2 separate regions of the Homo sapiens genome follow, and region 2 is linked to region 1. Evidence: chromatin loops called from intact Hi-C (ENCODE). Cell type or tissue: IMR-90. All regions are shown on one strand. Each heading gives the region's core, and the rest is flanking DNA. Links, peaks and the distances in the headings are about the cores only. Region 1 has its middle 7.0 kb from the start of ADAT3. Region 2 overlaps MOB3A (MOB kinase activator 3A).

What was found. Hi-C counts contacts between places; a loop is a spot of excess contacts. Peaks named below come from ENCODE experiments on the same cell type or tissue, not always from the same donor. Only the 100,000 strongest peaks of a DNase experiment are listed, where the experiment ranks them.
Region 2: it touches region 1 in a loop (24-fold over the local background); 4 of 110 quality-filtered maps call a loop at or near these places.

What each region holds. Positions count from the first base shown.
Region 1 is chr19:1,894,219-1,902,541 of GRCh38, forward strand. No RefSeq gene overlaps it. Among named protein-coding and RNA genes, the nearest start is that of ADAT3, 7.0 kb to the right of the region's middle. RefSeq lists enhancers at 3,101-3,230, 3,238-3,933, 3,372-3,666 and a silencer at 4,738-4,910. In IMR-90, for the core only: a CTCF peak has its summit at 3,567 (motif pointing right); a DNase peak (open chromatin) is centred at 3,583; H3K27ac peaks cover 187 bases.
Region 2 is chr19:2,066,005-2,074,327 of GRCh38, forward strand. MOB3A (MOB kinase activator 3A) reads right to left here. Exons shown (of 5, transcript NM_130807.3): 5 at 5,032-7,420. The coding sequence ends at 7,391. Among named protein-coding and RNA genes, the nearest start is that of MKNK2, 19 kb to the left of the region's middle. RefSeq lists enhancers at 5,741-5,790, 5,821-5,870, 8,311-8,323. In IMR-90, for the core only: a CTCF peak has its summit at 3,875 (motif pointing left); no DNase peak of the experiment used is centred there.

The sequences.
Region 1 (8,323 bases), core at 147-8,146:
TAATCCCAGCACTTTGGGAGGCCGAGGCGGGTGGATCACGAGGTCAGGAGATCGAGACCATCCTGGCTAACACGGTGAAACCCCGTCTCTACTAAAAATACAAAAAATTAGCCGGGCGTGGTGGTGGGCGCCTGTAGTCCCAGCTACTCGGGAGGCTGAGGCAGGAGAATGGCGTGAACCGGTAAGGCGGAGTTTGCAGTGAGCGGAGCTTGCGCCACTGCACTCCAGCCTGGGCGACAGAGCGAGACTGTCTCAAAAAAATAAATAAATAAATAAAATAAAAGGGTTAAGATGGTCAACTTTATATTATGCGTATTTTACCACAACCAAATAAATCAATGTTCATAAAACCACGGAGTTAGACGAGCTGTTTGGTTAGCGCCAGCTTCGCAGGCAGAGGCCTCAGGGGTCCGCTGGGGACCCACACTCAGAGGAATCTAGGCATGATATAATGCTCTGTGGTTGCTGTCTCAAAATTCCTAAAAATTGGCTGGGTGCGGTGGCTCACTCCTGTAATCCCATCACTTTGGGAGGCCCAGGCGGGCGGATCAGCTGAGGTCAGGAGTTCGAGACCAGCCTGACCAACATGGTGAAACCTTGTCTCTACTGAAAAAACAAAAATTAGCTGGGCGTGGTGGCGCATGCCTGTAGACCCAGCTACTTGGGAACCTGAGGCAGGAGAATTGCTTGAACTCAGGAGGCGGAGGTTGCAGTAAGCTGAGATCATGTCACTACACTCCAGCCTGGGCGAGAGAGCAAGACTCCGTCTCTTTAAAAAAAAAAAAAAAAAAAAAAAAAAAAAAAAGGCCGGGCTCGGTGGCTCACGCTTGTAATCCCAGCACTTTGGGAGGCCGAGGCGGGCGGATCACCTGAAGTCGGGAGTTCAAGACCAGCCTGACCAACATGGAGAAACCCCGTCTCTACTAAAAACACAAAATCAGCCGGGCGTGGAGGCACATGCCTGTAATCGCAGCTACTTGGGAGGCTGAGGCAGGAGAATCGCTTGAACCCAGGAGGCAGAGGTTGTCGTGACTCGAGATAGCACCATTGTATTCCGACTGGGCAACAAGAGCAAAAAAACTGTCTTAGAAAAAAAAAAATTCTAAACATTTTTAAACAAGGGGCCCTGTATTGTCATTCTGAGCTTGGCCTCAAAGATTCTGTAGCCAGGCTTCTTTTGGGGAAAGGACCGGGAGGCCTCCTTCCAGGGTCAGGGGCGTTAAGCGCTGCGGAGGGATACCCCTCCCAGAGGGGAGAGAGTGGAACCCGCTCAGGAAGTGGGTTCCTGACATGAGAAGGAAGGAAGTTGGCGGGGGCATCTTAAAATAGCATCACCCAACCACGCGGTCAGAGGTGCGGGGAGGGAGCAGGGCCAGGGCCGGGGACCCTCCCAGCGACCTTCCCTGCAGGCACCCAGCCCCGTCCCCTCGACACACCAGACCCAGCACCCTCTGCTCCCACCAGCCCACCAGGAATTGGGTTATTTAAGTTATTTATTTATTTCCTTATTTTCTTTTTCTTTTGAGATAGAGTCTCACTTTGTCACCCAGGCTGGAGTGCAGTGGCGTGATCTCGGCTCACTGCAACCTCCACCGCCTGGGATCACGCGACTCTTCTGCCACAGCCTTCTGAGTAGCTGGGATTACAGGCGCCCGCCACCAAGCCTGGCTAATTTTTGTATTTTTAGTAGATACAGGGTTTCACCATATTGGCCAGTCTGGTCTCAACTCCTGACCTCAAGTGATCCACCCGCCTTGGCCTCCCAAAGTGCTGGGATTACAGGCGTGAGCCACCGCGCCTGGTCTATTTCTTTTTTTTTTTTTTTGAGATGAAGTCTTGCTCCCTCGCCCAGGCTGGGGTGCAGAGGCACAATCTCGGCTCACTGCAACCTCCGCCTCCCAGGTTCAAGCGATTCTTCTGCCTCAGCCTCCCAAGTAGCTGGGATTACAGGTGCCCGCCAACCACACCTGGCTAATTTTTGTATTTTTAGTAGAGACAGGATTTCACCATGGTGGCCAGGCTGATCTCAAACTCCTGACCTCAGGTTATCCGCCCACCTCGGCCTCCCAAAGTGCTGGGATTACAGGTGTGAGCCACCGCGCCTGGCTGTAATTGCCTCTTAAAGAGAAACAAGTCAGATTGGATTTGGGCGCACCCTCAGGACGTCATTTGAACCTAATAATCTCTTTAAAAAGTCCTGTCTCGGCGGGGGCCAAGCACAGTGGCTCAAGCTTGTAATCCAAATACTTTGAGAGGCCAAGGCAGGAGGATCACTGGTGCCCAGGAGTTTGAGACTAGCGTGGGCAACACAGCAAGACCCCATCTCTACAAAAAAAAAAAAAAATATTTGGTTAGCCAGGTGTCGGGGCACATGCCTGTGGTCTGAGCTACTCCGGAGCCCAATGTGGGAGGATCCCCTGAGCCCAGGAGTTTGAGGCTGTGGTGAGCCGTGATCAGCTCCCACTGCACTCCAGCCTGGGCCACAGAGAGAGACTTCCTATCTCCACGCCAAGTGCCTTAGGTCACGCCTATAATCCCAGCAGTTTGGCAGGCAGAGTGGGAGGATCACTTGAGCCTTACAAGTTCAAGACCAACCCGGGGCTGGGCGCGGTGGCACACGCCTGTAATCCCAGCACTTTGGGAGGCCGAGGTGGGCGAATCACGAGGTTAGGAGATCAAAACCATCCTGGCTAATACGGTGAAACCCCGTCTCTACTAAAAATACAAAAAATTAGCCGGGCGTGGTGGTGGGCGCCTGTAGTCCCAGGTACTCGGGAGGCTGAGGCAGGAGAATGGCGTGAACCCGGGAGGTGGAGCTTGCAGTGAGCTGAGATCACGCCTCTGCACTCCAGCCTGGACCACAGAGCGAGACTCTGTCTCAAAAAAATAAAAAAAAAATAGCCGGGGGTGGTGTCGGGAAGCTGAGGCAGGAGAATGGCGTGAACGCAGGAGGCGGAGCTTGCAGTGAGCCAAGATCATGCCACTGCACTCCTAGGCGACAGAGCGAGACTCCATCTCAAAAAAAAAAAAAAAAAAAAAAAAAAAAAAAAAGACCAGCCTGGGCAACTAAGAGAGACCTCTGTCTCTGCAAAAAAAAAAAAAAAATTTTTTTTTTGAGACGGAGTCTGGCACTGTCACCCAGGCTGGAATGCATTGGCGTGATCTCAGGGTTCACGCCATTCTCCTGCCTCAGCCCCCCGGATAGCTGGATTACAGGCGCCCACCACCACACCCGGCTAATTTTTTGTATATTTAGTAGAGACGGGGTTTCACCGTGTTAGCCAGGGTGGTCTCGATCTCCTGACCTCGTGATCCACCTGCCTCGGCCTCCCAAAGTGCTGGGATTACAGGCGTGAGCCACCGCACCCGGGTGACACTCCATTTTTGACCCCAGTGTTAGCACAGAGCTTTTAAACTTCCGCACTGCTGATGAGGGAGTGTGATTGTTCTCTGTTACCAGCACTGTCTCCCGCCCACCGGAGCCGAGTGTGGTGGGTGTGGACCTTCTGGGAAAGGGTGTAAACACGTGCTTAGATCCGGCCGGAAGCCCCGTGACCGGGGTGCAGCTGCCTTTGGTCAGTAGGTGGCAACCGTGTCCGCTTGATTTTGGGAGGGTCCGAGAGGCTGGTGCAGGGCTCCCAGGAGAGGCGGGGGCGATCCCACTTGCCTTGCCAGGATAACAGCAACAAGGGCTGCCCACGTGCATGCTGGGCAATAGGGATACCGCAGAGAATGAAAGTCCAGCCCTAGCAGGGCAGCAAGACCTCGACTCTACAAAAATTTCAACCACAACAAAAATTAGCTGGGCGTGACGGAACACATCTGTGGTCCCAGCTACATGGGAGGCTGAGGTGGGAGGATCGCTTGAGCCCGGGTGGCAAAGGCCACAGTGAGCTATGACTGCACAACTGCACTCCAGCCTGGGTGACAGAGGCAGATCTTGTCTCAAAAAAAAAAAAAAAAACAAAAAACAAAACAAAAACACCAAGGCCAGGCACGGTGGCTCATGCCTGTAATCCTAGCACTTTAGGTGGCTGAGGCGGGAGGATCACCTGAGATCAGGAGTTCCAGACCAGCCTGGCCATCACAGCGAACTCCCATCTCTACTAAAAATCCAAAAATTAGCCAGGTGTGGTGGCAGGCACCTGTAATTGCAACTACTCAGGAGGCTGAGGCACAAGAATCGCTTGAACCCGGGAGGCGAAGGTTGCAGTGAACCGAGATGTCACTGCACTCCAGCCTGGGGGACAGAGTGAGACTCCATCTCAAAAACAAAACAAAAAACACCAAAACGTCCTGTCCTGGTGGAGGTGAAATAAATGAGACATCCTTGGCCGGGCGCTGTGGCTCACGCCTGTAATTCCAACAATTTGGGAGGCCAGGCGGGTGGATCATGAGGTGAGACCGAGACCATCCTGGCTAACATGGTGAAACCCCGTCTATACTAAAAATACAAAAGTTAGCTAGGCGTGGTGGCAGGCATCTGTAATCCCAGCTACTTGGGAGGCTGAGGCATGAGAATCGCTTGAACCCGGGAAGCACAGGTAGCAGTGAGCTGAGATCGTGCCACTGCACTCCAGCCTGGGAGACAGAGCGAGACTCCGTCTCGAAAAAATATATGTATAGCCAGGCGTGGTGGCTCACGCCTGTAATTCCAGCACTTTGGGAGGCCGAGGCGGGCGGATCGCTAGGTCAGGAGATCAAGACCATCCTGGCTAATGTGGTGAAACCCCATCTCTACTAAAACTATAAAACAATTAGCCGGGCGTGGTGGCGGGCACCTGCAGTCCCAGCTACTCAGGAGGCTGAGGCAGGAGAATCGCTTGAACCTGGGAGGCGGAGGTTGCACTGAGCCAAGATTATGCCACTGCACTCCAGCCTGGGTGACAGAGCGAGAGTCCGTCTCAAAACAAACAAACAAACAAATCAGAAAGTTAATGGGATGCTGACGCAAAGAAACAAGCTGAACAAGGTGGTGACAGGGAAGTTGATACTGATTTTGGCCTCAGCCATGTGGAAACAGACAGAGGGTCTTGCGGGGAACTCCTCTCCTTTTTTGGACGCATTCCTGTTTTGTTTTGTTTTGTTTTGTTTTTTTAACTTTCTTAATTTTTTTCAGTTTTCGTCACACTTTGTCTAATACTATTTCTTTTTTGTTTTTGAGACAGAGTTTCGCTCTTGTTGCCCAGGCTGGAGTACAGTGGCACAATCTCAGCTCACTGCATCCTCTGCCTCCCAGGTTCAAGTGATTCTCCTGCCTCAGCCTCCCGAGTAGCTGGGACTACAGGTGCCCGCCACCACGCCCGGCTAATTTTGTATTTTTAGTAGAGACAGGGTTTTTCCATGTTGGCCAGGCTGGTCTCAAACTGATCTCATGATCCGCCTGCCTCGGCCTCCCAAAGTGCTGGGATTACAGACATGAGCCACCACGCCCTGCCTAAAATATTTGTTTTCATAATTAAAAACATTGTTTCTTAGCCAGGCCCTGTGGCTCATGCCTATAATCTTAGGACTTTGATTTTTTGTTTTTGTTTTTGTTTTTGAGACGGAGTTTCCCTCTTGTTGCCCAGGCTGGAGTGCAATGGTGCAATCTTGGCTCACTGCAACCTCTGCCTCCTGGGTTCAAGCGATTCTCCTGCCTCAGCCTCCTGAGTAGCTGGGACTACAGGCATGCGCCACCACACCTGGCTAATTTTTCGTATTTCTAGTAGAGACGGGGTTTCACCATGTTAGTCATGTTGGTCTCGAACTCTTGACCTCAGGTGATCCACCCGCCTCAGCCTTCCGAAGTGTTGGCATTACAGGCGTGAGCCACTGTGCTGGCTTTTTTTTTTTTTTTTTCTGCGACGGAGTCTCGCTCTGTCACCCAGGCTGGAGTGCAGTGGCGCCATCTCCGCTCAGTGCAAGCTCCGCCTCCCGGGTTCACGCCATTCTCCTGCCTCAGCCTCCCGAGTAGCTGGAACTACAGGCGCCCGCCACCACGCCCGGCTAATCTTTTTATTTTTTTTAGTAGAGATGGGGTTTCAGCGTGTTAGCCAGGATGGTCTCAATCTCCTGACCTCATGATCCACCCACCTCGGCCTCTGTACTTTTTTCCTATTGGCTGGGGTCGGGTCACACAATCTAAACTAACTTTGGTTGGCTAAACATTTGATTTTTTTTAGATAGGGTGGGTATGTAAAAGAAAGGGGAGGCCGGGCGCGGTGGCTCGCGCCTGTAATCCCAGCACTTTGGGAGACCGAGGAGGGCGGATCACGAGGTCAGGAGATCGAGACCATCCTGGCTAACACAGAGAAACCCCGTCTCTACTAAAAATACAAAAAATTAGCCGGGCGTGGTGGCGGGCGCCTGTAGTCCCAGCTACTCGGGAGGCTGAGGCAGGAGAATGGCGTGAATCCGGGAGGCGGAGCTTGCAGTGAGCGGAAATCGTGCCACTGCACTCCAGCCTGGGCAACAGAGCGAGACTCTGTCTCAAAAAAAAAAAAGAAAGAAAAAGAAAGTGGAGAGAATGGGGAAGGGGGTGTCTGTGATGAGCTAGAAAGTTAGTCTTTTTTTAAAATAAGGAAAGGAATGTAAGCTGATGCTGATAACGCTTGGTATTGAGGCGTGTCTAGGCATTTAACAAAGGCAAAAAGGAAAAAGAAAAAGAAGGGAAAGGAGGGGTACTATGAATTAAAGAATAAATGATTGATCAGATTATTTGAAGAGAAACCCCATTATATCCCACAACTAGAACCCCTGGCCTGAAGTGGTCCACCCGCCTCGGCCTCCCAAAGTGCTGGGATTACAGGCGTGAGCCACCACTCCCAGTCTTATTTTTATTTTATTTTGTTTTGTTTTGTTTTATTTATTTTTTTAGAGTCTCGCTCTGTCACACAGGCTGGAGTGCAGTGGCGTGATCTCAGCTCACCGCAACCTCCACCTCCCGGGTTCAAGCTATTCTCCTGCCTCAGCCTCCTGAGTAGCTGGGATTACAGGCGTGCGCCACCACATCCGGCTAATTCTTGTATATTTAGTAGAGACGGGGTTTCACCATGTTGGTCAGGCTGGTCTCAGACTCCTGACCTTGTGATCCACCCACCTCGGCCTCCCAAAGCGCTGGGATTACAGCTGTGAGCCACCATGCCTGGCCTATTTTTTTTTTCCTTTTTTTTTTTTAGACACAGTCTCCATCTGTCACCCAGGCTGGTGTGCAGTGGCGCAATCTCAGCTCACTGCAAGCTCCACCTCCTGGGTTCACGCCATTCTTCTGCCTCAGCCTCTCGAGTAGCTGGGACTTCAGGCGCCCGCCACCACGCCTGGCTTTTTTATTTTTAGTAGAGACGGGGTTTCACCATGTTAGCCAGGATGGTCTCGATCTCCTGACCTCGTGATCCGCCCACCTTGGCCTCCCAAAGTGCTGGGATTACAGGCGTGAGCCACCGTGCCCCGCCCAGGCCTATTTTTTTAAAGACAGGATCTCCCTCTGTTGCCCAGGCTGGAGTGCAGTAATGCTGATCAAAGCCCACTGCAGTCTTGACCTCTTGGGTTCAAGTGATCCTGCCACCTCAGCCTCCCAAGTAGCTGGGACCACAGGCACACACCACACCTGGGTAATTTAAAATTTTTGTGTAGAGACAAGGTCTCACTATGTTGCCCAGGCTGGTCTCAAACTCCTGGGCTCAAGCGATCCTTCCACCTTGGACTCTCAAAGTGCTGGGATTACAGGCGTGAGCCCCCGAGCTTGGTCCTGGTCATTTCTTGACTGCCTGTCACTTGGGGCCACCCAGCCCGCCAGTGTCTGACTTAGGCTTCTGGCTGATTCTCTGCGGCCACTAAGCTCACAATTGGGGAACCGACTCCATGATTTTGCAACATTTCGATGCCGGACCCTGACGCATTACTGTGAGTCGGGAGGGTCACGTTCCGTTTGTTTTTTGAGACGGTCTGGCTGTCACCCAGGCTGGAGTGAAGTGGCATTGGTGTGATCTCAGCTCACTGCAACCTCTGCCTCCTGGGCTCAAGCCATCCTTCTGCCGCAGCCTCCCGGCATGTAGCTGAGACTACAGGCGCCACCATTCCCAGCTATGTTGTTTTTTTTTTTTTAAAGAAAGAGACAAGGTCTCGCTGTGTTGCCCAGGGCAATTTCAAAATTCCTAGACTCAAGCAATCCCTCCGCCTCGGCCTCCCAAAGTCCTGGGATTACACTGGGATTACAGGTGTGAGCCAGCACACCGGCTGTGGGCCACATTACTTTTGAAAAGTTCTGGATAAAGGCCGGGCGCGGTGGCTCATGCCTGTAATCCCAGCACTTTGGGAGGCCGAGGCGGGCGGATCACGAGGT
Region 2 (8,323 bases), core at 159-8,158, 170 kb after region 1:
CCAAGATAGTGAAACCCCGTCTCTACTAAAAATGCAAAAATTAGCTAGGCGTGGTGGTGGGCGCCTGTAGTCCCAGCTACTCGGGAGGCTGAGGTAGAGAAGTGCTTGAACCCGGGAGGCAGAGGTTGCAGTGAGCCAAGATCGTGCCATTGAACTCCAGCCTGCTCCGTCTCAATAAAAAAAATAAAAAATAAATAAGTACATACATAAAATGTTTATTAAATCATTTACCATGATTTTTAAATGTTAATTTGTATTTTATATAATGTATTTCAGCACATGAAGTTTTCTGACTAACGTATCTTTCCTGTACATTTTCCCTCTGGTCACAATGAGTGTACTTTGTCCCATATACTTTTTTTTTTTTTTTGAGACAGAGTCTCGCTCTGTCACCCAGGCTAGAGTGCAGTGGCACTATCTCAGCTCACTGCAAGCTCCGCCTCATGCCGGATTAATTTTTTTTTTTTTTTTGTATTTTTAGTAGAGACGGGGTTTCACTCTGTTAGCCAGGATGGTCTTGATCTCCTGACCTTGTGATCCGCCCGTCTCGGCCTCCCAAAATTCTGGGATTACAGGCGTGAGCCACCGTGCCCAGCCTGTCCCATATACATTTGGATTCACCTTGATCATTAAGACTGCAATTGCTGGCCAGGTGTGGAGGCTCATGTCTGTAATCCCAGCACTTTGGGAGTTGAGGCTGGTAGATCACAAGGTCAGGAGTTCAAAACCAGCCTGGCCAAGATGGTGAAACCCCGTCTCTACTAAAAATACAAAAAAATTAGCTGGATGTGGTGGCGGGTGCTGGTAGTCCCAGCTACTTGGGAGGCTGAGGCAGAAGAATCGCTTGAACACAGGACGCAGAGGTTGCAGTGAGCCAAGATTGTTTCACTGCACTCCAGCCTGGGTGAAAGAGTGAGACTCTGTCTCAAAAAAAAAAAAAAAGAAAAAAAAAAAAGAAAGGCCCGGCGCAGTGGCTCACACCTGTAATCCCAGCACTTTGGGAGGCCGAGGCAGGTGGATCACAAGGCCAGGTGTTCGAGACCAGCCTGACCAACATGGTGAAACCCTGTCTCTACTAAAAATACAAAAATTAGCCGGGGGTGGTGGCAGGTGCCTGTAATCCCAGCTACTCAGGAGGCTGAGGCAGGAGAATTGCTTGAACCTGGGAGGCGGAGGTTGCAGTGAGCCGAGATGACGCCACTGCACTCCAGCCTGGGCGACAGAGCGAGACTCTGTCTCAAAAAAAAAAAAAAAAAAAAAAAAGGATTGCAATTGCTTTTTCCTCCTGGTTTGCTTTATTTGATATAATTATGCTGGCTGGGAACAATGGCTCACATCTACAATCCCAGCACTTTGGGAGGCCAAAGAGGGAGGATCGCTTGAGGCCAGGAGTCCAAGATCAGCCTGAGCAATGTAGGGAGACTTCATCTCTACAAAAAAGAAACACAATCAGCTAGGCATGGAGGCACATGCCTGTAGGCCCAGCTACTCAGGAGGCTGAGGCGGGAGGATTGCTTGAGCCCAGGAAGTTGAGGCTGCAGTGAGCTGTGATTTGTGCCACTGCACTCCAGCCTAGGCGACAGAGCAAGACCCTGTCTGAAGAAAAAATTATATATATACATAAAAACTTTGCCTAAGCTTCTGCTTCTGCCAGTCTATGTCTTTGTTACAGCAATTTTATGGGGACATAGTTCACATCTCATAAAATTCCCCCACTAATGTATACAGTTCAGGGCGGTGCGGTGGCTCATGCCTGTAATCCCAGCATTTCGGGAGGCCAAGGTGGGTGGATCACCTGAGGTCAGGAGTTCAAGACCAGCATGGCTAACATGGTGAAACCCCGTCTCTACTAAAAATAAAAAAATTAGCCAGGTGTGGTGGCTGGTGCCTATAATCCCAGCTACTCAGGAACCTGAGGCAGGAGAATCGCTTGAACCCAGGAGGTGGATTGTTGCAGTGAACTGAGACTGCACCACTGCAGTTCAGCCTGGGTGACAGAGTGAGACTCCGTTTAAAAAAAAAAAATGTGTATAGTTCAGAGGTATTTATAAATTCATGGAGTTATGCAAACATTATCTGAAAAGAAAATGTTTTGTGTTGATTTTTACTGGATATGAGGGGTTCTTCACATTTTAACAGGAGGATCTTTCTGTATATTTTTGTTTGTTTGTTTTTTTGAGATGGAGTTTCACTCTGTCACCCAGGCTGGAGTGCAGTGGCAGTGTAGTCCCGAGTAGCTGGGACTACGGGCGCCCGCCACCACGCCCGGCTAATTTTTTGTATTTTTAGTAGAGACGGGGTTTCACCGTGTTAGCCAGGATGGTCTCGATCTCCTGACCTCGTGATCCGCCCACCTCGGCCTCCCAAAGTGCTGGGATTCCAGGTGTGAGCCACCGCACCAGGCCATCTTTCTGTGTATTTCTATAGGCGTCCGCAAACTTTTTCTTTTTTCACTTGATACTCACCTCAATTAAGAGCAGGGATATTTACATATGATCAGTTTATTTTTTTTCCTAACACTATTTATTGAAAATCTTTCAATGTCAGCTCTCTCTCCCCACCTCCCCCGCTTTCTTTTTTTCTGAGACAGGGTCTTGCTCTGTTGCCCAGGCTGGAGTGCAGTAGTGCTATCTCAACTTACTGCAGCCTCCGCCTCCAGGGCTTAAGTGATCTTCCTGCCTCAGCCTCCTGAGTGGCTGGAATCACAGGTGCACCATCATGCCTGGCTTGGTCACCAAACTTTTACTGTAAGGGGCAGACTGTCAATATTTTTGGCTTTGTCGGGTGCGGTGGCTCACGCCTGTAATCCCAACACTTTGGGAGTCCAAGGTGGGTGGATCACGAGGTCAGGAGTTAGAGACCAGCTTGGCCAACATGGTGAAACCCCATCTCTACTAAAAATACAAAAATTAGCTGGGGGTGGTGGCGGGCGCCTGTAATACCAGCTGCTCGGGAGGCTGAGGCAGGAGAATCGCTTGAGCCCAGGAGGCGGAGGTTGTAGTGAGCTGAGATCACGCCATTGCACTCCAGCCTGGGCAACACAGCAAGACTCCCTTTAAAAAAAAAAATGGCACTGTGGAGCAGATGGTCTCTGTTGGTTAACTCTACAGCCACAGACAATATGTAAATAATATGTAAATGTATGAGCATGGCTGTGCGCCAATAAAACTTTATTTACACAACAGACTGTGTGGCTGGCCTGGCAGGGTGGCTCACGGCTGTAATCCCAGCACTTTGAGAGGCTGAGGCAGGTAGATCACTTGAGGTTAGGAGTTCAAGACTTGAGGTCAGGAGTTCGAGACCAGCCTGGCCAACATGGTGAAACCCTGTCTCTGCTAATATATAAAACATTACCCAGGCATGGTGGCTTGCACCTGTAGTCCCAGCTACTGGGGAGGCTGAGGCAGGAGGCTGGCTTGAACCTGGGAGGTGGAGGTTGCAGTGAGCCACTGCACTGTAGCCTGGGTGACAGAGGGAGACTCCATCTCCAAATAAGTAAAATTTAAAACCACATTGATTTTGGGAGGCCGAGGTAGGCAGATCATGAGGTTAGGAGTTCAATATCAGCCTGGACAACATGGTGAAATCCCGTCTCTACTAAAAATACAAAAATTATCCAGTCATGCTGGTGCACACCTGTAATCCCAGCTACTTGGGAGGCTGAGGCGGGAGAATCGTTTGAACCCGGGAGGGAGAGGCTGCAGTGATCTGAGGTCGCATCATTGCACTCCAGCCTGGGCAACAAGGGTGAAACTCCGTCTCAGAACAAACAAACAAACAAACAACTAGGAAACAGCAGCCTCTCTGGAAGGCGGTTCCCGATCCCCGCTCTTTGCCTAACAGGAGCCTGTCCCTTCCCAGCGCCGTGGTGCCCTCTAGGGGCGAGGTGCAGCAGCACAGCGCTGACGGGCACAGGGCTAAGGGTCCACCCTGTGGGGCCCGGGCTGCCCCTCTCTGCCATGCTGCTGAGGTGCAAAATACCAAATTCGTGAGCCAAAGCTGGTCTTCCGTTAGGCTCCGGACTCACGACGTTTCACGCTGGAAGGGACCCCGGAGACTCACTCACCCAATGCCCACATTTTTCACATACAGAAAACAAAAAGCAGCTGGGCACAGTGGTTCATGCCTGCAATCCCACACTTGGGAGGCCGAGGCAGGGGGATCGCCTGAGGCCAGGAGTTCGAGACCAGCCTGGCCAACATGGTGAAACCCTGTCACTACCAAAAATACAAAAATTAGGGCCGGGTGTGGTGGCTCACGCTTGTAATCCCAGCACTTTGGTAGGCTGAGGCAGGAGAATCACTTGAGCCTGGGAGGCCAAGGTTGCAGTGAGCCAAGATTGCACCACTGCCCTCCTGCCTGGGCAAGAGTAAGACTCCATCTTAAAAAAAAAAAAAAATTAGCTGGGCGTGGTGGCGGGCACCTGTAGTCCCAATTCCTTGGGAGGCTGAGGTTGCAGTGAGCCGAGATCAGGCCACTGCACTACAGCCTGGGTGACGGCGAGACTGTCTCAAAAAAAAAAAAAAAAAAAGAAAGGAAGAAAGAGAATGAAATAAACAAGTCAATAAAAAGTTGTAGTGTACGCTAATTTGTCCATGTCCAAGGCCACAGCGGGCTAGGGAGTCACGGGCTGGCCTGGACTCCACCCCTTCGGTCTTTTCCCTCTGATCTGTTCCTTGGCACAGGGTAAAAACTTTTGTGCTTCATTTTCTTTTCTTTTCTTTTTTTTTTTTTTTGAGACAGCGTCTTGCTCTGTCACACAGGCTGGAGTGCAGTGGTGCCATCTCGGCTCACTGCAACCTCTGCCGCCAGGGTTCAGGCAATTCTCCTGCCTCAGCCTCCCAAGTAGCTGGGATTTAAAAAAAAAAAAAAAAGAAAGAAAGAAAGAAAGAAAGAAAGAAAAGCTGAGTAGCTGTCTAAAAAAAAAAAAAAAGAAAGAAAAATAAAAAAGATTTTCTCAGCCCCAAAGCCTGAGGCTCACCCCTAGGACAGGGCACCCTGTTAACACTGGCAGGAAAACGACACCATTTATTCCGACGTCTGCGTCTGTAGTTTTATTCCGTATCTGGCTGGGGGAGGGTGGTCTCCGAGGTGGATGGAGTGAGGGTGGAGGGGACAGAGATGGTCCCTGCTCCCACCTCCCCGAGCCCACCTGGGAAGCTGCGTGGCCGGGCTGCTGGAGACATCCCGAGCCCTGGGGGAGACAGAGGTGTGGGTGTTTGGGCTTCATCTTCCAGGTACAAGGAGATACATTTCATCAAGCAGTTCCTGATTTCATGGAGTTCTTTGAGGGCTCGGCTGGGAGGTCCCTCTCCGGGGGGCTCCAAGTGCCGGACCTGGTGGTTTCTGGAAGGATCAAGGACAAGTCCTGGGAGTTTCAGGCTTCGGCAGTAACAGTGTGTTAATTGCACTTGTTCGATTTTCTGGCAGAAGCCAGGAGAGACGGGGACAGCGTGCTTCTCTTCGGTGACCATCCCAGGCGCCCAGAGGTGACCAGACTTCTGTGTGGTCTGGGACAGTGCAGGGCTCAGGCAGGAAGGACCACTGTGGTGAAAGGCCACTGACAATTCTGGTGAGGAGTAGGGTGGCAGGGGTTCAGCCAGGGAGAGGAGGTGGCTGCCTTTTCTCAGGGCCCTGCTCTCACCTTCCAAAGGTCTAGGGTACACAGAACTCATGGATTTTGGTCTCGCAGCCCCAGGGGCCACACAGAAAAAGGGGTTCAACTGGAAGTTTGCAGCATCTGGGAAAGGCCAATTCTGGCAGAACTGGAAGATTCCAGACCAGGGGAGAGGCGTCCAGGGAGAGAAGAGTCCTGCTTGGGTTGATCATAAGCAAAGTGGACATCGTTCCGAAGAGGCAGAGAGCTCACTATGTTATCGATAAAAAAATTCTTGGCCGGGCACAGTGGCTCACGCCTGTAATCCCAGCACTTTGGGAGGCTGAGGCTGGTGGATCACAAGGTCAGGAGATCAAGACCATCCTGGCTAACACGGTGAAACCCTGTCTCTACTAAAATACAAAAAAATTAGCCGGGTGTGACGGTGGGTGCCTGTAGTCCCAGCTGCTGGGGAGGCTGAGGCAGGAGAATGGCGTGAATCTGGGAGGCGGAGCTTGCAGTGAGCCGAGATCCCACCACTGCACTCCAGCCTGGTTAGGCCGGGTGCAGTAGCTCATGCCTGTAATCCCAGCACTTTTGGAGGCCAAGGTAGGCGGATCACCTGAAGTCAGGAGTTTGAGACCAGCCTGGCCAACATGGTGAAATCTTGTCTCTACTAAAACTACAATAATTTCCTGGGCGTGGTGGCGCACACCTGTAATCCCAGCTACTTGGGAGGCTGAAGCAGGAGAATCACTTGAACCCAGGAGGTGGAGGATGCAGTGAGCCGAGATTGTGCCACTGGACTCCAGTCTGGGCGACAGTGGGAGACTCCGTTCAAAAAAAATAAAAATCTCAAGATGGTTGTAAATGTGACTATAAAAATCAAACCCTTTATGATACACAAAGGGGCCCTTAGGAAATGAGTCAGAAGCCGGGGTGCAGGACGTGGGGTCCCAGGAGTCCAGGAAGCCCTGGATACAGTCAGCTGAATGTTTCGGAAGAACGGAAGAAGCAGAGTGCATTGAGGAAGAGAGAGGGCTGGGTGCGGTGGCTCACCCCTGTGATTCCAGCACTTTGGGAGGCCGAGGATGGAGGATCACTGGAGGCCAGGAGTTCAGCGAGACCCCTGTCTCTAGTATGACCAAAAAAAAAAAAATCTGTAGAAAAATGGAAGAGATTGGGGAGGGAGGAAAGAGGCTGCCTGGGTCCAGGTTGTGCCTCTGTGTGAAGAGACACCAGCGGCTGCCAGTGGGGAGTGCGGAGTAAAGGCCTGCGGGAGGAGATGTCCGCTCTCAGGGGCTCGGAAGCCCCTCAGCCTCTTGCCTCCCCAACGGGAGACATGTAGGAGGCCGAGCAAGCTGGGTGCCCTTGAGAGACAGGCCCAGGCAGGGCTGTGGCCACAGCAGCCCTGGGGGCTCCCCAGCGAGGTGGAGGCAGAAGTTCCAGGAGCCTGGGAGCCACCCAGGGCAAGGAGTGACCCTGGAAGCCATCCAGCCTCCTGGAAAGTGGAAGTGGTTTAAAAACACAGTGGGCTTTTCCGGTTGCTAGTAACACATAGAATTACAGAGTTCACGTTTTAGTCCCAGACGGGAGACTGAGGCTCGAGACTGAGGAAGGCATCTGCCGTCCGGGGTTGGAGCTCCTGAGGACCAACACCTGCTCAGCGGCTCGGCCCCTGGTCTCCCTGAGATGCTCAGGCCGGAGAGAAGCGGGATGATGGTTCCAGAGCGTCCTCCTCCAAGTCTCCGAGGCCCCAGCGGCGGTTCGGGCACCGGGAGACCCGCGGGGCTCTCAGTGGCACATCCGGGCGGTCATTTCTTTCTGTAAAGAGCAAGCAAGACATCAGCTCCCACCAGCCACTCCTAAAAGGGGTGATGCGAACAGCAGACACACGGAGACGCACAGGCAGAGAAACGGCAGCTGGGGGCTTCCCTGAACACCCAAACAACAAAAACCACACAGGCAATGGCACACCTGAGACCAGGGGCAGCAGGCTACCCCATGAGGCCAGAGAGTCAGCATTTTCAGATCTGTGGGCCAGACGGTCCCTGTCATGATGGCTCAACTCTGTCTTGTACCTCAAAAGCCACCTCAGACGATGGTAACCTCACAAGTGTACCTCGCTGCCAATAAAACTGTATTTACAGCCAGGCTTGGTGGCTCACGCCTGTAATCCCAGCACTTTGGGAGGCAGAGGTAGGCAGATCACCTGAGGTCAGGAGTTCAAGACCAGCCTGGATAACACGGTGAAATCCTGTCTCTACTAAAAATATAGAAATTAGCCTGGCATGGTGGCAGGCACCTGTAATCCCAGCTACTCAGGAGGCTGAGGGAGGAGAATCGCTTGAACCTGGGAGACAGAGGTTACCGTGAGCCAAGATCGCGCCACTGCACTCCAGCCTGGGTGACAGAGCGAGACTCTGTCTCAAAAAAGAAAAAAACAACTTTGGGAGGCTGAGGTGGGCGGATCATGAGGTCAGGAGATCGAGACCATCCTGGCTAACATGGTGAAACCCCGTCTCTACTAAAAATACAAAAAAATAAGCCAGGTATGGTGGCACATGCCTGTAGTCCCAGCTACTCAGGAGGCTGAGGGAGGGGAATCACTTGAACCTGTGAGGTGGAGGTTGCAGTGGCTGAGATCAAACAAACAAACAAACAAAAAAACCCCAGAAACTTTATTTACAAAAACAGGAAGCCAGGCCAGAGGGCTGCAGTTTGCTG